Regions from separate parts of the Mus musculus genome. Here all the other regions are linked to region 3. Evidence: chromatin loops called from intact Hi-C (ENCODE). Cell type or tissue: left cerebral cortex. All regions are shown on one strand.

The links. Hi-C counts contacts between places; a loop is a spot of excess contacts. Peaks named below come from ENCODE experiments on the same cell type or tissue, not always from the same donor. Only the 100,000 strongest peaks of a DNase experiment are listed, where the experiment ranks them.
Region 1: it touches region 3 in a loop (2.1-fold over the local background); 4 of 42 quality-filtered maps call a loop at or near these places.
Region 2: it touches region 3 in a loop (2.3-fold over the local background); 4 of 42 quality-filtered maps call a loop at or near these places.
Region 4: it touches region 3 in a loop (3-fold over the local background); 8 of 42 quality-filtered maps call a loop at or near these places.

The regions. Positions count from the first base shown.
Region 1 is chr6:87,840,528-87,845,527 of GRCm38, forward strand. It overlaps Cnbp (cellular nucleic acid binding protein), which reads right to left. Exons shown (of 5, transcript NM_001347325.1): 3 at 4,938-5,000; 4 at 4,595-4,793; 5 at 2,088-3,629. The coding sequence ends at 3,512. Among named protein-coding and RNA genes, the nearest start is that of Isy1, 4.3 kb to the left of the region's middle. In left cerebral cortex, a CTCF peak has its summit at 1,914 (motif pointing right); DNase peaks (open chromatin) are centred at 1,403, 1,916, 2,967 and 4,707.
Region 2 is chr6:87,832,940-87,837,939 of GRCm38, forward strand. It overlaps Isy1 (ISY1 splicing factor homolog), which reads right to left. Exons shown (of 11, transcript NM_133934.4): 2 at 2,789-2,811; 3 at 2,004-2,055; 4 at 1,489-1,554; 5 at 703-745. Among named protein-coding and RNA genes, the nearest start is that of Isy1, 3.3 kb to the right of the region's middle. In left cerebral cortex, a CTCF peak has its summit at 2,483 (motif pointing left); no DNase peak of the experiment used is centred here; H3K4me3 peaks cover 176 bases.
Region 3 is chr6:87,995,963-88,000,962 of GRCm38, forward strand. Rab7 (RAB7, member RAS oncogene family) reads right to left here. Exons shown (of 6, transcript NM_009005.3): 6 at 3,144-4,568. The coding sequence ends at 4,473. Among named protein-coding and RNA genes, the nearest start is that of Gm34872, 6.5 kb to the right of the region's middle. In left cerebral cortex, a CTCF peak has its summit at 2,105 (motif pointing left); DNase peaks (open chromatin) are centred at 854 and 2,098; H3K27ac peaks cover 849 bases.
Region 4 is chr6:87,884,882-87,889,881 of GRCm38, forward strand. It overlaps Copg1 (coatomer protein complex, subunit gamma 1), which reads left to right and starts at 3,059. Exons shown (of 24, transcript NM_017477.2): 1 at 3,059-3,191; 2 at 4,190-4,242; 3 at 4,776-4,856. The coding sequence starts at 3,155. In left cerebral cortex, a CTCF peak has its summit at 2,826 (motif pointing right); a DNase peak (open chromatin) is centred at 2,963; H3K4me3 peaks cover 1,366 bases; H3K27ac peaks cover 1,134 bases.

The sequences.
Region 1 (5,000 bases), 160 kb before region 3:
GCTGGGGGGAGGGGGAGCCAATGGAAATGAAGTCAGAGATGAGCATTCCTCTACTTCCCATGAAATGAAAGAACACTAGGTTAAATGCCTAGCACATTAAAAACAAACCCCAGCCCTCTCCATTTCCCACCCCCTTCCTTATTCTGAGAGATGACCCTAATCAGGAACCACCAGCTTAGGCTGAGAACTGGCAGTATCATGAGCAGTCGAGAGCCCACTGCCAGGCCCAGGCCAATTCTCTCTAAATTTAAGGAGAGGAATTTTTGAATTTGAATGGTTTTGGCCATTGTCTTAAAATATTTTATTCCAAACAATGGTCATTCTTCACATTAAGACATGGGGGGGGTGTCACTAGGTTGTTCTGCTGGCCTGTGTAGCTCAGGTTAGCCTCAAGCTAAAGACATGTGTCTTGATACCCGACTTCTAAGACTTATTTTCATCCAGGATCTCAAGTAGCCCAGGCTGGCTTGGAACTTGCCTTGTAGCTGAAAATGGTGCCTTAAACTCTGATCTTCCTGATTGCCGGGTGTTGGCATTACAGGTGTGCAGCCACACCTTGGATAAAAACCCACAAAGCTTTTAGGTTTTGGGTTTTTTTTTTTTTTTTAAGGTCTTGTTATCCATCTTAGGCTGATGTGGAACTCTATGTTAATACTGTTTCAACCTCCCAATGTTGCAACTACAGGTGTATTCCACTACACCCAGCTCACAGTTCAAATGAGGGGAGTGTTTACTAGCAAGTCTGATGACCTTAGTTTGATGTTGGAATTTACACGTAAGAGAAACGCCTCCTACAAACTGTTCTCTGACCTCCACATTCACACCCATATGCACAGAATTTTTAAAAAAGTAAAACATTTAAGAATCCTCAATGAGACAACACGATCTATTTGTCAATTCAATCACTTCATTAGAAAAGCCTTGTTTTGTCATCTATGCCAGGATAGAAAAATGTAGTAGACTGAGTTGGTTGAAAGAGAGAAAAAAAAAAAAAAAGAACATTTCCAAGTTAAAAATATTCCTCAAAATATGCTTTTGTCAATGTCACCTGCATCTTTTTTTTTTTTGAGATTTATTTTATGAGTTCACTGTAGCTGTACAGATAGTTGTGAGCCTTCATGTTTGTTGAGAATTGAACTGTAGGATCTCTTGCTCAGTCCCTGCTTGCTCCGGCCCAAAGATTTATTACTATACATACACTGTAACTGTCTTCTGACACACCAGATGGCGTCAGATCTCACTACTGGTGGTTGAGTCACCATGTGGTTGCTGGGATTTGAATACGGGACCCTCGGAAGAGCATTCAGTGCTCTTAATCACCAAGTCAACTCACCAGCCCTCCTGTACCTTTCTATGGACCTCAAATACTGTTTCTTTTCTCTATCCAGAATCTATGCACTAAAAACATTAAAACACGGGCCAGGTGGTGGTGGCTCACGCCTTTAATCCCAGCGCTGGGGGTGGGGGTGGCAGAGGCAGGCGGATTTCTGAGTTAGAGGCCAGCCTGGTCTACAAAGTGAGTTCCAGGACAGCCAGAGCTACACAGAGAAACCCTGTCTCGAAAAATCAAACCTCCCCCACCCCCCAAATTAAAACACAGTCTTCCAAGATGCCCACTAGTAACCAGAGGAACAACTTAAGAGTGATCAGTTCTTTCAGGAATCAAACTCAAGCCATCCTCGTCTTTCCCTTCTGAGCCATCTCACCTCTCGTTTCCCATCTTTTCATTTTAAGACAGGGTCTTGCTTTGTAGTCCAAGAAAACCTTAAACTTCTACCCCCTTTGCTGGGGGGGGGGAGGCAGAGCAGTTAGGCTATGTAGCATAACATAGGTTTTTTTTGTTGTTTTTTACTTCCAATGTTTTGGCTGCATGCATATACAAATACCACTATGTGCCTGGTGCCAAGGAGACCAGAAGAGGGCAGTAGATCCGTTAGAAATGTTGTTACAGGTGATTGACATTAGTCTTGGTGCTGGAGCCAGGACCCCACAGGCAGGTCCTATACAAGAGGAGCAAGTTCTGTTATCTGCTTAACAGTCTCCTTACCCAGTTTTTTTGTTTTTTGTTTTTTGTTTTTTTTTTTTTTGAGAAAAGGGTTTTACTATGTTGGCTCTGCCTGGAACTTTAGAGCAAGATTACCTCACATACCTCACTTGCTGAGTTTTGAAATTAAGGGCACACACAACCACCCCCATGCAGTTTTTCAAAACTGGCTAGCCTCAAAACTCCACCTGCCTCTGCCTCTCAAGTGCAGACAGATCACTCTGCATGAACTAAGAATAAGTGACAATCCAAGGCCATCATTATGCTAAGAATGTTCTTTTGTTCATGTGTCTAAGCACAACTGTGGATTCAGTTCCTTTTTTCCATCTCTACATAGATTCTGGAACTAAAAACTCAAGCCACCAAGCTTATGTGGCAACAGCCAACAGAAGATCCATAGAACTCTTCGTAGCTCTACAAATTAATAAAACAGTGCGTTCTTCTATCACCAGCTTTTCCTTACTGAAGACATTACTTAGCATAGAAAGAAAAGTCCAAACTGTCATCTTTCAGTCCTCCACATTCCCCTCTTTAATATGGTATTTTGTTCTATATACATTGATGAAAATTTAAAACAAACAAAAGGAACTTTAGTCAAAACTCCCCTTCCTCCTCCAGCTTTATTGGAATAGTTTAAAATTACATTTTCTATTTTCTAGGACTTCAGTTGCTTTTTCCATCTGACTTTTAAAAACTGATTACAGCAAATGAAACACAGTTGTCTAAGTGATATAGTATACAAAAATAACATCTTGATTTCTGTGAAAATGCATTTCTCTGCAATTCCTGAATAGCTCCAAATTATGCTAACTCTGAGCATCGGATGTTTACTCTGGGTTTTAGATTTAGTCTTTGAAAAAATGTGTTCTACACCTTTGCCATCACCATCTGTACGTCCAGCATCGTCACTGGGATGAAGCTGCTTCTGTGTTAGGCTTTGAGCCAGATTCCCTGGCATAGCCTTCAACACATTTGTCTTTTCAGTTTACTCCCAACTCAACTGTATATTCTGAGGGCCTGATGCAGATGTTACTCGATGTTATTTAATAGCTACTGAGGTCAGACAATCCAAGGCCGTCATTATGCTAAGAATTAAAGTTATTTATGGAAGCTTAGATGCTTCCAGAATTGGTTTTACCTCCTACATGGGAACACACTCAAACCCAGAAGGGCTTACTGGTCTGACTGAACTCTTCCCATTCATTAATCCCTATTCACCAGTGGCACGGAAAGGGGGTTCTTTAACAAAGCATTATACATAACACCTCTACCAAACTAAACATAAACTTTTTTTGTAGTTAAATGCAGAAATTCGGTTTTTTCCACCCCTTTCCTCCTTTTACACTGCAAGTAAAGCTCACTGGCCTGGGAACAGCCTCTATCTGCCAACCTTTGGCCAGTGAAGAGGATTCAGAGAAAATAATACAACCATCAATCAGAAAAAGGAGGGGCGACAAAGGAAAATAATTAGGCTGTAGCCTCAATTGTGCATTCCCGTGCAAGATGCCCTGACTCGCCACAGCGGTAACAGTTGACTTCACTTGTCTTGCTGCAATTGATGGCTACATGACCAGTTTCACCACACCTGAAAAAAAAAAAAATTACATAGTTTTGACATTGCTTCTCAGAACAAATAACACCGTTCTCAAATCAATGGTCAATACAGAAAAAGAAAAAAAAAAACTTATGAACACAAATAAGTATATTTTTCTTTGTAAGACTATTTCTCTTTTATGAGACATTACTGCCCAGGTTGTTTTTAAATCCCTTACAGTGCACGCAATTGTTTTCTTCCTTCTTTAAAAGGGCTTTACTTTTGAAAACAGTCTCATATAAAAGTCAACGCAAGCCGTAAACACAACCTTCTAGCTCTGTGCTGTGACTACAGGAGTTAAATCATCGTACCCAGCTAAGAGTCTACATCTTTATCTTCTAACCAAGAACAGAGAAGAGTAAAAACTAGGTTCTCAAAAACCTTGTCATAAGAGATTAACTAGTTCCAAGCCCAAAACATCAGCAAAGATGATGTTATTTGTAAATGAATCCCTAAGGTTTCATTTATATGCTCCAATAGCACTTAGTAACTACACCACACACAAGCCATAGTGTTTATATAGCTATACTCTTGACTTCCCATATATGACAGGTTTTTGTTTCATCCTTCTCTACGGGATACATACAGACTTGCACAATTTCTTTCACACTCACTGAGACCTTACTACTCCAAACTGTACACTTTATCTTGGTTCTGTGGCAGTGTCTGCCTACCAGGTTTGAGGTCCTAGGTCCAATAACCTAGCACCACAAAAGGAGAACCAGGAGCAGGGTTTCTTTACTAGGAGTGGTAAACTGCCTCAAATTGAGGGGCCAATTAGGGCTACATAGTAAACTCATCTCAAAAGAGGGAAAGACAAGACTGCTCAGAAAGTAAAGCCATCTGTTTGCCACTAAGCCTGAATCTACCCCACAAAGGAGATCAAGTCACAAGCCGTTCAACAGACACTACCTGCACAAAAATCTCCACGTTTTCAGTACCACTTCATGACTCACCTATAGCACTTCACCTTGGTGCAGTCTTTTTGAATATGTCCAAATTCACCACAAGAATAGCACTTCTGCTCATCCGCGTGGTCACAGTCACGAGCCAGATGGCCTGGCTTGCCACAATTGTAGCAGCATTGCTCTCGCTCTCTCTTGGGCTCCTTGCAGTCCTTGGCAATGTGGCCACCTCTACCGCAGTTATAGCAGGCTTCAACAATAAGGAAAAGAAGCAGACCAAGACTATAAAACCTTTATAAAGTAGTATATTTAAACCACATGCTACAAACCCTTCCAAAGCTGTGTGTAAGTACACACTCACCTCTCCCAAGAGTATCAAGTGTTAAATACTTACCATCCTCCTGCAGATCACAATCCTTGGCAAGATGACCAGACTCACCACAGCGGTAGCAGATGT
Region 2 (5,000 bases), 160 kb before region 3:
CAAGATCTGACGCCCTCTTCTGGAGTGTCTGAAGACAGCTACAGTGTACTTACATATAATAAATAAATAAATCTTAAAAAAAAAAACATATCTTTAAAAAAAAAAAAAAAAAATGTTGGGGGCTGGTGAGATGGCTCAGTGGGTAAAAGCACCCGACTGCTCTTCCAAAGGTCCAGAGTTCAAATCCCAGCAACCACATGGTGGCTCACAACCATCTATAACAAGATCTGACACCCTCTTCTGGAGTGTCTGAAGACAGCTACAGTGTACTTACATATAATAAATAAATCTTTAAAAAAAAAATGTTGGGTAGGGAGGGGGAGAGGGTCTAGAAGGACTTGAAGGAGGGGAAGAATATGATCAAAATATATTTAAATTTAAAATTGTTCTAAATAATGAAAAAACATAATAAAGTTAAATGAAATGCCATTAGGTGCTGCATTCTATAAATGCCAACGAGGTCAAACTTGACAAAACTGTGTTTACTCGTTTGCTGGTCTTAGCCTCCAGCGTGCTGTGTGGCCGTGAGGGCTGCCCTGAGCTCCTGCCTGCACTTCCTGACCCTGGGATCGCACGCACCACACCTGGCCGGCGTTCACACCGGTCCCCACATCTGACTGGGCTCTAGGACACTTTAGCAGCGTTCACACCGGCCCCACATCTGACTGGGCTCTAGGACGCTTTAGCAGGCAGGCAGCTTACCATTCTGAATCTGAGCAACCTTTTTTGAGATCTCGCCAATGATCTGTGGAAAGCAACAGGCACATCTCATCATTTTTGAACATATCTGAAAGTACAAGAAACCGGTAATTCACACGCAAAAAAAAGGCTATAGGTGTGGCAGCGCACACCTTTAATTCTACCACTGGGGAGGCGGAGGAAGGAAGATCTCTGTGGGTTCACACACAGTTTGGCCTATGCAATGAATTCCAGGCCAGCCAAGATACAAAGTGAGACTATGTCTTAAAAAACAGCACTGGGCAGTGGTAGTGCACACTTGGGAGGCAGAGGCAAGCAATTTCTGTGAGTTCGAGGTCAGCCTGGTTTACAGAGAGTTCTAGGACAGCCAAGGCTACACAGAGAAACCCTGTCTCAAAAAACCAAAACAGCCGGCATGGTGGCGCACGCCTTTAATCCCAGCACTCAGCAGGCAGAGGCAGGCGGATTTCTGAGTTCGAGGCCAGCCTAGTCTACAAAGTGAGTTCCAGGACAGCCAGGGCTGTACAGAGAAACCCTGTCTCGAAAAAAACAAAAACAAAAACAAACAAAAACAAAAACCAACAATAACAAAAAACAAAACAGCTTTTAATCCTAGAACTAGGGAGGCAGAGGCAGGCAGATCTGTGAATTAGAGACTAGCCTGGTATACACAGCTATTAGCCAGGAATACAAAAAGAGACCCAGTCTCAAAAAAAAAAAAAAATTTGGTTAATAATCATTGATGAGGTAAAAAGAAGCAAGCAGAGCCATTATTTCTACTGAACATACCTGCCGTCTCCACTTCTCCGCTTTCGGCAACTCAGTACATTCAGAAGCAAGGAAGGGTCTCCGTTCCTAAGGAGGGTGAGAGTAACACACATGGTAACTGGGCTCTGTACACACCTATGTGACATCCACAACCGATTCAGCCTTGAAACCTTAAATATTTAATGCTCTAAATATACTTGAAGTCACAGTGCTAGAGGATATTCAATTCCTAACCATCACTGTACAATCTCTTAGGAAGCTATATAATTAGGATATATAATTACTCCAGGAACTGTGTATAGTTAAAATAAATATATACAAATATTTAATCTCTCCAGGTCCACTCTCTACCTTCTTCTAGTCAATATTAAAGCTGGAATAATAAGGGGCAAGCGGGAGGCAGATAATCACATGCCAACAGAAAAGAGGCTAAGCAGACGCACAAGTGTACAAACTCTTCAGCAAACACAGCAGGAAGAGCTGCGGCTCGAAGCCTGCATCTGCTCCTGGTACTTCCCAGGGAGTGCTTCACTCACCTTGACTTTTCCCTCTTCCAGCTGAGCTTGACGAAACCTCGCCAGGGCAGTCCTGCAGGCACACAAAAGACCCCATTAGATTTCTTAGCACTCAAGTTCCTGGATGGGGTAGATCTGCTCATGACCACAGCTAACAGCATTCATGCAAATGGTAATAAAAAAACCAGAGTAGTTAAGGAGTTGTATGTTCCAAGGGATAGGCCTCCAACATCATTTGTGTTTCTGGGCACTCAAATATCTACTTTATTTACATTGCATATATAGACTGTGGGGAACTGCTATTTATCACACTGTGATAAGCAATATACAGAAGTATTAAAAGGGGCTAGAGAGATGGCTCAGCGGCTAAGAGCACTGACTGTTCTTCCCAAGGTCCTGAGTTCAAATCCCAGCAACCACATGGTGGCTCACAACCATTCGTAATGAGATCTGACGCCCTCTTCTGGTGCATCTGAAGACAGCTACAGTGTACTTTCATATAATAAATAAATAAATCTTTTAAATAAAAAAAAAAAAAAAAGGAAGACGAGCTAAAAGATTAACATCAGGTTGCCCTTCCCATCATTTCCAATTCATCTTCAAGAGGAAAAATGTTTACTCACTGAAAGTTCTGGAAGATGTCAGACAACATTAATGGGGGAAAAAAAACCACAAGCAAACAAAGAAAGGTTGCTTTAACACCTGGGGACAAGAAACCTCTTCTAAAAAGATTCCTACCAAAGGGATCTCATACAAGCTCTGTGCCAAATGTCAAATTTTTCAGCCCCAAGAAAATTGATACTCACATGGCTTTTTCTGCATTTCGGGCCTAGAAGGAGACAAGGGAAGAAAACACCAAGTTTAGAATAACTGTCTTTCTTGTGATTGATTTAAGTCGTACGTTTTAATCCATCAGTGTGTGTGCCTGCTTGTCTGTGCATGCACTGTGTGTGTGCAGAGGACAGGAGAGAACATCAGCTCCGTGGAACTAGAATGCAGGCAACTGTCAGCCGCCTGACATGGGTGCTGGGCACCGAACCTGCTCCTAACCACTAAGCCAATTCCTCTGGCCCTAGGATATCTTTATCACTTCTACTGTTTTGTTTGTAGGTTGGTTGGCGATATAGAAATTTCTGGTTTCTTTGGAAACTCAGTTGTGTGATGTGATGTCTTACTGAAAACTGTCTTATGAGAGGATGTTTTTGCTGAAGCAGACCCATGGGAGGATGTTTTGCTAAGAACAGACATGTGGTGTTGTCTGAAGGCAGTCTGGAAAAGGGGAATGTGATGTTTTGATAGAGTAGACGCTAGAGAGAACATGTGATGTTTGGAAAGGATATAAATGTAGTCCAACAGACAGTGGGTGATGCTGGATGGTATTGGTAGGCCTTAGCATTCTTTGTCAGTCATTGTTTGTCATGACTTCATAGAGGAAAACAAACCAAAAAAACTTCTGGTGATGTTCCAGCAGCTTCTTGCCACTTCTGCAGATTCAGGCCAATTGCCAGAGCCTTGCAGTTTCTTCTGGATCAACTCGCCGCTGCTTACTCATGAATGGTATTTTCCAGTCCCGCCATTGCTGACTCATGATGGTATTTGTGAATGGATCTAGCTAATACTGCTGATCTGTGTAAACTAAAATGCTGATATCCTGACAATGAAAATTAGATTTGCTCCAAAGAACTATTTCTCAACAGGTACACATCCTCCTCTGCTCTGTTAATCTTTCCTTTCCACTGCCTCTGATGGATGATGGACTAGAAGGGACATTAAAACATTTAAGAACCCTCATTAAAAATAGGTTGTAAAAAATCTAAACCTACCATTGGTTGGTTTCTGGCTTTTTGAGACAGCATATTCTGTGTAGCCCTGGCTGTCCTGAGACTTGCTCTGTAGACTAGACTGTCTTTGAAGTTAAAGATTGGCCACCTCTGGCTCCCGATCTTTGGGATTAAAGGCATGTGCCGCTGCCATCACCAGGCTGGTTTTTATTTTTTAAAATCATACACATGTGCAGAATGTACTGTGATCATATCTATTAACCTCTCTGACCCCTCTCTCACTCCTGATACGATAACGTATGCACCACCATACACCACTCTAACCAGAAAACAGCCTAGTTGTCTGTCTGCTGCCAGTGGCTATCAGAGGAGAGCATCAAGACTGGCTTTTGCAAAGTGATGTTCATTTAAGTGCTGCCGCAGCAGTGTTAAGTCAATGGTCCCTAAATGTTACACAGGATCAGGAAGAGAACAGTTTTTTTCAGTTGGATTGTGAACTACACAGAAAGCGCACCTGCTGAATTTGGAACTAGAGATTTTGCTCCTAGCTCTTCCTCTCACCATCACTGAGACGTGGTCTCACCAAAATCTAAGTTTCCCTTCACAGCACATATTGTAGCTTTTATCTTGCAACGTTATGATGACTTACTCAGATAAACGCATGAAGTCAAGCAGAAACAGACACACAGTCTAGAGAGTCAGCAAGATGAGTTTAATTTAACTTGCCCTTCAGATTGCCCCTTCCAATCAACTCTGAAAGGAACCTGGCCAGTGGAAGGTGGATATATGAACATGACATCAATACAGGACACACCCTCCTTCAGAAGTAGCTGTTCAAGACCACTGTTTCCTCTCCTTTTTAGGTTTCTGTTCTCAACAGTCTGTAGTGTCCAAAACATCCTCTGTAAGCATTCCATGGCTTCCTTAAATGTTTATGCATCTGTTTTATTTAACAGGAGTATGTATCTGTTTGCCCCTATGTATGTGTAAATACCACCCCGCCCAAAGTGTATTAATGTTTTTTTTCTACTTAGTATTATAAAGCACAGACTGACAAGAAGGCCTATATATTTGAATGTGTCCATATTTTGCACGTGGTTATGCATATACTTACACCTGATCCTTAAACATAATTTGGTATATGCATATAGATAAATATCTACCAAAATGGGCTGGTTTTGTAGATAAGACTATACAGATTTCAAAGACATCAATAAATCTCAGAAGTATGAAAGCC
Region 3 (5,000 bases):
TTATGCCAGAATGAATTCATCAACTCTCTCTCATCAGCCTTCACCCATTACATTTCTTGAGGGTTTACCAGGATTTGAGGAGACCTACAAGGTCATATGTCCAATGGAAAAATCTCGGCAAGGAACTCAAAGGTGGCTGTGACCCACCCAGTACTCTGAGGGTCCCTTCTGATCTAGGGGACCCACTGACTACAACTCCCATGGTGAGACCCCATCTCCCACCTCCATCAGAAGGGAGAGTAGAGGCTCTGAGGGTGTGTGTGCTGACCTTTCCTGCAGGAAGGAGATTGCTCCCTTGAAAATCCGTCATTCCTAAAAGACTGCGAACTGCACCTCAAGAAACCCAGCAAGGAACAGATAGTCTTCCCAAGGAAGAAGGTGTGAAGAGGGTAGATTCCCCACTAGGAATCTGTGAATCTGCCAGATAGAGCTGCCTTCCGTCAGTCCTGGCTCTTGGGCACTTCAGCTGGGCTGTGAGTAATAGCTAAGTGGACAACCTGGGGGAAGTCTGGTTGTGGCTTCCTGTGCCAAGTCTGCAGGCAAAAGTTGGAGTTGTCTTCTTTTGACCTGAGAAAGGGATGCCAACATTGCTCTGAGTTCAAGGTAGGCTGTCTGGAATTGAGAAGCTGCTGGGTGAACTAGGATGGAAAGCATTGTCTCCAAGGAGGGACTCATCACGGCTGATGCCAACGATGTCTGCCATCTTGGCCTTCCTTGTAGCTCTCAAGAGGTATGAATGTTCCTGTGTGAACGCTGACACAGGGGCTGTGGTGGCAGGAACAGGGTTAGCCGTAGCTAGACTGTGTGTGCATGAAGTGTCCTCTCCACACACATTCCTTCCTCTAATCCAGGCCTCCCCCACGTCGGGGGTGCGCATCTGTTGGCCTTGCAGCAGACACCATGTTGGCTGTGAGGCCCTGTGGGGGAAGGCTTGCCTAAACACACATGAGGCCTGGTTCCTATCCTCAGCACTTGCAATAAATAGTCGGTGGGGAAAAGAGAAAGGAGCCTTCAACGCACATGGTTTTCCAGGTGCCAATAACAGCTAGTGGCAAAAGGGGATCGGCTTGCTGGGGTTTACTTCGGAGTTGTTCTTGAATGTTAGGTCTCATAAGAAGGAATTCATTAAGGCCACAGAGCATTTAAAAGGACATATGCGGCAAATATTCTGGAAGCTAGAGAAGGTAGCCATGCCCATGTTTTTATTTTTTTATTTTTATTTTTTAATTTTTTTTATTTTTTAAATTTTTTCATAGTCTTTATTCTTACAAACCCTTGTGTCGAGGGCTGACTTTCTTTTTTTTTTTTTTTTTTTAAAGATTTATTTATTTATTATGTGTAAGTACACTATAGCTGTCTTCAGACACTCCAGAAGAGGGTGTCAGATTTCGTTATGGATGGTTGTGAACCACCATGTGGTTGCTGGGATTTGAACTCAGGACCTTCAGAAGAGCAGTCAGTGCTCTTAACCGCTGAGCCATCTCACCAGCCCCGAGGGCTGACTTTCAATAGATCACAGCGAGGGAGCGGCTCTGCTACGTACGAAACCCTGACCCAGAAGCAGGTCGTCTACGAATGGTTTAGTGCCAGATTCCACACGAACGTGCGTTCATGCCCATGTTTTAAGAATGTTCTGCAGAGGGAGACAGGATTTGGAGGACATTCCAGTGTATCTTTTGTCCTTTAGATGGGTAATCAGCAAAGGCTCTCCCAGATTCTCCTTACCACCTGACATCTCTTGGTCCCTAAGAAGGGGACACTGGTTAACAAACCGCACAGCTGTGCGCAGGCTTTATGGCTTGAGAGGTCAGACTGGCTTCTTACTGGAAGAAGCGTAAGAGGCGAATTCCTATGTTCCCTAAGTATGTCAAAAATTTTTCCCAGCTGGGAGTGGTGGCGCATGCCTTTAATCCCAACACTTGGGAGGCAGAGGCAGGCAGATCAGGAGTTCAAGGCCAGCCTGGTCTACAGAGTGAGTTCCAGGACAGCCAGGTTCTACTCAGGTTTGGGGGGAGGGGGTGTATATGTCTGCAAGTGACTGCATTGGTAGATGTTTGGGTCCAGAACAAGCAGATCAATACTGGCTCTTGGGCGCCCCCTAGTGTATCAATAGGTAATGAGCTGGCGCCTATCCACCACCTCTCTCTGCATTAGGTTCTTTAGCCAGCTGTGGCTGTGAGGTCATGTGAGGCTGGAGCAGAGCACCCATCACATAGGCAAATGGGGCTTCTGGTTCTGGTTTTTCCAGAGCTTGTGTGGTCTATTAAAGGAGAACAATGGGACATAATAGGGTCTGAGCCATGGGTAAGATATAGACCTCACTAGCTGCTCTCTGCTGACAGATTGGGAAAGAGAGGCTGCCAATCTGACCCAGAGCAATCTATTCCAAGAAAGGTTAAGATCAGCTGTGCCTCAAACACCGGGCAGAATTAGATCTTCAGGAACTCAACTGTCTCCTTTTCCTTTTGTCAGGAGGCATGGCCCCAGGATCCCCTGGTATGTTTTCCTTGCAGAAACCCAGACCCACTTACATCCACAGAGCATCCACAGCAGTCTCAAGACATCACAGGGTATTACAGACTTTTAGTCACCTAGGCCTAGCCAAAGTATAGTCTAGACATTGGTAGAGACAGATACCATGTCAGTTTGAACCTTCGTGACCATGGATGAACTGGAGTTTAGAAACTTCCCAATGCACGACTCAGTAGGTACGATTCATCTGGGCAAAATGAGGGGGCCAGGTACTTAGGGTGCAGCCAGAACTCAGTGAGTTTCCTGCTCATTGCAATCTGCCAGTTCAGTCTTAGAGAAAAATGCTTTTTGTGTGTACATTAAGTTGTCATGGGCTGCTTGAGCACAATGAGCTGGCTCTGGAGAGGGCCTTCCTACTTCACACCCAACCATATTTTGTCTCAAAATGTCTTCAACAGCCCAAATCAATCTGGCTTGTGATAGGGAGAAAGGAAAACAGCAAAATAACCAGAGTAAAGGCCACGGTTTTGTTTCCAGTGGCTAAGAAAAAGATCCACACTAGGGTAGGTAGTCTAGGGATCACCCCCTTGCCTCTGAGCACCAAGAGTCCCATGAACATACAGAATGTCCCCACATAGCTTGATCTTTGAGAGAAAAAGACAGACAGCAGCTGTTCTTTGTTCTTGTTAAATTTTATTGGCATCACGTTCGTCTCTTTACAGAAGAACTCAGCCTACACCCTAGAATGTAGACCTCTGAAGGGGAAGTGCTCCAGGAAGCAAGCCATGATGCAGGGCAGGACCTCGGGAAGGGACAGAACTGCCAGGGCTCAACCCAAGAGACGGTGGGTTAGTGCTGGGCCACACTTGGGTGGGTGGGAAAGGAGGAGGGTCTGCTAACCTACAGGTACCACAACCCTGAAAGGAGCGCCTTCTAGAACAAAGGTAGAGTCACTGGGACAGGTCTGGTGGGTTCTCCTTTCCTCTTTGAGTAGGATAGTGACAAAAGGGCATCATAAAGTGTTGAATATAAGGAAAAAAAACAGAAAGGGAGAAAATGAGAATTTTAATTCTTGAAGTAACAGCAATTTATCCATTGTATACACTACTATATTAAGCAAATCAACCTTTTGGAAAATTTAGACACAGAAGGGAACTGTCTAGTTCAGTTTTCCCTTCAGAGAGATGAAAAGCTTTTTGGCTCTTAAGTCTGTGATAAAAGGCGTACATAATTCTTGTGTCTACTGTACAGAATACTGCCGCTAGCTGGACTTCCAAACTTGAGTCTCTAACACTCTGTAATCCAGACAGGGTTCAACCCTCCACCTTGCACGCCTGCGTTAGAGGACTTAAACACACAATCCAGGAATTCCTTACACTAATTTATACATTTTAATTGGTTGCATATATTAACATGTACTATAAGATTCTTTTCTAAGAAGCATTACATAATAAATGGATACTGTAAAAAGATCTGATTAGTTAAAAGTAACAAGCATTAACAGATACATACAAAACAGCCTGCTCAGAACGGAGCCTGGGCACCAGCCTTCCCACAGGACCTTCAAGGAGGGAGGGGTAAAAGACCACAAGACCGTTAAAAAAAAAATCAGATAATTAGACACAGATGAACTGTGAACAGTTCTCTCACTCTCCAGTGGACAAAAAGAGTAAGCTTTCCATGCCCACTGCACCCCAGAGCACCCAGGGTCTCTGCCATATGCCTGCCATACACAGGGCCCACGAGGCGGGCAGCTGCCCCAGGAGCCCTGACAGGCACAGGCTGGAGTTTGCTTGCTGTGTGTGTGTTGTGTGTATGTGTTTTTGTGTGCACGAGTGTGTTTTGTGTATGTGTGTGTGTTGGGTAACTGTTCGGTGGAGTTTCTTTTGGCAGCTGGATGTGAGAGCTCACGTTCTGGTCTGTTTGGAGGAGGAGGGACGCATATTGAAGGCCTACGTGTGTGTTCTTGGTCTGTGAAGGACTCTGTGCTCACTGCCCCTTCAACAACTGCAGCTTTCTGCGGAGGCCTTGGCCCGGTCATTCTTGTCCAGTTTGATGGGTTCAGGGAATTCATTGTACAGTTCCACTTCTGTTTCCTGGATAGGAGAGAGAGAGGGAGGGAGGTTGATGACTGGAGTCACAGGGACAGATCCTGACTGTGTACCCATATGAAAGGGTGGCAGAATTTGTGAGGAGTGTCAGCAGCAGCCACAGCCAGAAGTGTGCCAACTCAAGTTCTGACCACTGCGGACCACACACAGCTAAGGTTCTGGATTTCTGTCATTCTGTCATAGGGTTCACGTCACTGCCAGTTCTTAACTGTCGGCTAGGGCTCTGCTCAAGGCTCCATGGTCTCGGGATGCTCGCCTTGCTCCCACTCAATCTTCTGGGCTGCTGGCCGGGAGCTGGTTCTTCCCAGCCTTTGTTTCCACATAGCAGCTGAAGGGGCAGAGCTACCGTGATGCCGTCACCCCCACGTTGCATGGACTTGAGTCACTGGGGTCTTCGCCTGAGGAGTGACTGAGTGC
Region 4 (5,000 bases), 110 kb before region 3:
AAAAGTGTACTCACATACATTAAAAAATAAAATAAATCTTTGAAAAAATTAGTATTATGGCCTACTTAGCCACAAAAGATGTTAAAAAAAAAACTAATCAAAATGGATGAAAGTACTAGATATAAGAATCAAAAGTCTGACTCTCTGAAGAGAACAGAGATGAAAATGATCTTGGCTTAAGCAATGATTCTTCAAGATGACACCAAATGCTCTCAAGGAAAGAAGACAGATAGTCTTCTATTTCCTTCCTTAAAACTTCTTTTTTGAGCTGTAGACATGGCTCAGCAGTTAAGAGTACCGGCTGCTCTTCCAGGGGTTCTGAGTTCAATTCCCAGTAACCACATGATGGCTCACAACCATCTGGGATCTGATGCCCTCTTCTGGTGTGTCTGAAGAGAGCAACAATATACTCATATATAATAAACAAACAAACAAATAAATAAATCTTAAAAAATTTCTTTATCAAGAGTAAACTTTATTAGAACTTTTGTTTTTGTTTGAGACAGGGTTTCTCTGTGTAGCCCTGGTTGATCTAGAACTCACTGTGTAGACCAGGCTGGCCTTGAACTCACAGAGATCTGCCTGCCTCTGCCTTCCAAGTGCTGGAATTAAAGGCATCTACCACCATGCTCGGCTTTAAGTAGTGATTTTTTAAAAGCAGAGTTCCCATCAAATTAACACTCACTTCAGGGCAAAAATACATTTTAAAAACCTAAAACCCTGACTAATGCACCAAATGGCTGTTTTTATAAGAATGGAATCAGCAGCCAACTCTCTGGTTTCATCTGTATAGTCTATAATATTAAGTAATACGAGCCAGGAAGTGGTGGCGCACACCTTTAGTCCCAGCACTTGGGAGGCAGAGGCAGAGGCAGAGGCAGAGGCAGAGGCAGAGGCAGAGGCAGAGGCAGAGGCAGAGGCAGAGGCAGAGGCAGAGGCAGAGGCAGAGGCAGAGGCAGAGGCAGAGGCAGAGGCAGAGGCAGAGGCAGAGGCAGAGGCAGGTGGATTTCTGAGTTTGAGGTCTACAGAGTGAGTTCTAGGATAGCCAGGGCTACACAGAGAAACCCTGTCTTGGAAAAAAGAGAAAAAAGTACTATGAAGCATTGCTAGGTGGTACAGCCATGCTCACTGGCTACCTCACACAGTTCCAGCAAAGCCGAGCGAGCCAACTGCTGCAATCGATGCTCTTCTAACTCTAACTTTTGGTTTTGTTCCCTGCATGTTGCATTCTTGGGGACTGTATGTGTTATGATTCAGTTTATGTCTTTTCCTGGGGAAAATTATGAATTATGTCTGAGTCTTTAAGAAAAATCCTAAAATTAACTTTATTTGGAAGTCTTCCTTATGCCCTGGAGATCATTAACCACAGATAAGCACATAGCTCCATGAGGCCATTACTCCAGGAATCGGCTTGGGGTATCGGCCCCTGAGCAAACTCACGAAGGATAACTGATGGAGGGCAAACAGACAATTGATGAACTCTGTCCAAAATAGATTACAGATTCAATGTCTCTTTTTTATTATAGGCTTAAAGCTCTCTGAAAATGGAGTTTAAAGACAGGGAGTCATACAGGGCATACCCCTGGAGGAATAAACTCAGTAAACAATTTATATTGACTAAAATAAACATTTTCTACTATGTTTATCATGTTTAATCATGTTTTACATGATAAAACATATAATGAAGTTAGATAGTCATCTTTGCAGCTCATAAAAAGACCAATTCAGATATTTCCTGTTTGTCTGGAGTGCTTTAAAACTGCAAACACTGCCAGCCTACAAGCAGCCTGCCACATAGTAAGTGTGTTTGTTTTGGAGGAGACAGTCTTTAGATTCTTTAAATTGGTGTTATAGGGCAGATAATAAGAATAAAATCTGTTGTTTATATTTTCTATTTGTAACTGAGCTTTTAACCCTGGTTATGTAATGATAAGTCAGACATATTTTGTACTACTGGATAATCATTAGCTTGTCTTTGTTCTGTGAAACTTGTGTAAATAAAGACGCTCTTGGTTGCTAGTCAGTCAGAGCAACAGAAATGGCCTGATCTCTAATAAGTAAGTCAGAGTTACAGAAATGGCCTGATTGCTATCAAGTCAGAGCTGCTAAATTCCCCTAACTATCTGGCTTGGCTTGCCTCACCCTCTCCCCTTGCCTAATACTCATCTTCTCTGTGGGCCAATTTGTCAGCAACAATATTTGAATTCCTTGTCAAACCACAAGTTTTATAGTATTTGGTAGAAAAGACTCATTTAATAATTTTCACAACTGAACCTGGCCCTCAGACTTGGCAGCAAGCACCTTAACTTAGCGGCTGAGCCATCTCATTGGCTCTATTTTTTGAGGTGGAAGTCATGTAGGTCTGGTGCAGGGGGATGGCCTTGAACTTCTCATCCTCCTTTCTCTGCCTCATGAGTGTTGAAATTACTCGCTATGTCCAGTTATATCTCAATGTTAAAGCACAAATGTACATAACTCTATTCATTGCCTTACAAAGCTAGACTCGGATGGAATCGGTTCCTTGGCTAGCAACAGATGCCCTTTTCCCTCTCACCACCATCTCTGTCATGGTGACTCCTCTGGCCTCAATCCTTGGGGCCAGTGAACTTGTTTGAGAGCAGCTTCCCAATAAATTTGCCCTTAAAATATTCTAACCTGACTTGAATTGGCTCATTTTACCGGTGGCGGAAAAATAACCTATTAGTGAGACTTACTTCCGGAAAATGACAATAAAGAGTAGCAGGGAACATGTATGGGGTCAGCGTGCTGCATGCAACCCTCCCATCAGAATGCCCTTTAAATTCAGCCAGGGGTAACTGCAAACACAGCAGCCACAGGACCACAAGGGGGCGCAGAAGCGGAGCACCCGCAACCGCAGGTCTAGGCTCCGCCTCCAGTGTCTAGCCACGCCCACTTTCCTGGGTCTCACCCCTCCCCTTCCGCCCTCTTCCACCTAGGTTTTGGCAATCTCCGGACAGGCAATGAAAAAGGTGGGCGCAGTTGTGCGCAGGCGCAGACAACAGAGTGCGCAGGCGCAGTCCATAGTGCAGTGCTCAGGGCGACGTGGCGGGCGGGAGTACGGAAGCCGCAGGGAGAAGCTGTTCTCACCGCTACTCTGAGCATCTTCCTGCTGCGTGGAGCTACCGCTGACACCATGTTGAAGAAATTCGACAAGAAGGACGAGGAGTCTGGTGAGGGCCCCTTGAAAGACCTGGGGAGGTCAGATCCTCGTAGGGGTTCATGGGACCTTCCTTGGCTTCCTTCTTCCGGGCCTCTGTCAGAGCCAGATCCGAGGCCCAAGAGGGGCAGGGGCTTGTGCGCAGGTCCATCTATATCTGTTCTCGGAGGAAACGTGCTGTTTGCCCTCTCCAGCTCTGGCCAGGATTTCTGCGTGACCTTGTGCGGGTAACACTCCTCTCTGGGCCTCAGTTTCCCCATCTTGTCAGAGGAGGTTCCCAGGCTGGATGTTACCTTGCATTTCACCCGACCTCTTGGTATTTGCTGCGATAATTCTTTGCCTATCTGGGTGTAACCAGTCCTACAGTTAATAACCCTGACCGTTTCATTCATTCAATAAACTACAATTACTGAACATCAGGCACCTCACTGATCATAATATTACAGTAGCTAAAGCAAGTTCGATACTAGATGCCTGCAATAGGAATGTTAGGATGGAGAGCCCAGACAGTAACCAGATAATCGCATGCATAATTTTTTAATGTAATATCTGCTGTCAGGGAAACTCAGTCACAGGTTAGTTAGTGTTGGTTGTCTCCGACACATAGATTCATTTAAGTTCTGGTTGCATAGATCAGTGCCAATTATTGAACCCTAAAATGCTCAGAAAGAATGCTTAGGTGACTGTGAGAGAGCCTTGACGGCCTCTGGTAGATGATAGAGACTTCCTTCTCTCTTCCTCGTGTTTGGCAGGTTTAGGGTCACAGTTCGGGGCTGTAACTCAGTTGATAGAGTGCTTGCTTAGCTTGGGTGAAGCCCTGTGTATGATCCACAGTACCATGTAAACCAGGAGGCCGAGGCGGGAAGATCAGATGCACAAGAGCCGACCTCTGCTACATTTTGAGTTAAAGGCTAGCATGCGATACATGAGAGTCTGTGTCAGCACAGGAAAAAGGAGAAAAGCAGTTCATTCAAGATCACAACCGTAATCAGTCTTCTCTGTGCACTGCAGGTGGAGGCTCCAACCCCCTCCAGCACCTGGAGAAGAGTGCCGTACTCCAAGAGGCAAGTGCCACCATGCCTGTGTCTGGTCAGGAATACCTGCCAGCCCTGCTGTCAGATACTAACATACATGGAGTGCTGGTTTATAAAGCCTGGGTCCAGGAAGATGGGACTTTATTCATTGTATTTGCTAGTGTGGCTAGTATTAGGGCAGCCCAAGGGAAGACTTCTGGTATGGTTAGTAGATAAATTAAGAAAAATAAACTCTTGGGAGCTGGACAGATGGCTCAGCGGTTAAGAGCACTGGCTGCTTATTCTTCCAGAGGTCCTGAGTTCAATTCCCAGCAACCACATGGTGGCTCACAACCATCTGTAATAGGATCTGATGTCCTCTTCTGGTGTGTCTAAGACAGCGACAGTGTACTCGTATACTTAAATAAAATCTTAAATAAATAAATAAACTCTTCCCACTTGAGAATACATTTATGTGGACTGAGTTAATACGTACCCTATGGTTCTCTAGGCCCTTCATGAACTGAGGGGCAGCTGTGGTAGAAAAGTGTACTAGGCTAGAGGTAATGGTTGCTTCTTCACAGGCTCGGGTCTTTAACGAAACTCCCATCAATCCCCGGAAATGTGCTCACATCCTCACCAAGATCCTTTATCTCATAAACCAGGTAACAAGATGAACTTGGCAGGGAATACAGGGGAGGTTGTGTAAATGGAGATGTACCCTTACGCTTTTGACAGCTCTGTGATTGGAACCAACAGTCTAGGCCTGGGTCCTCTTAAGTTTCCGGCTCTCATTTGTTGCCTGTGCT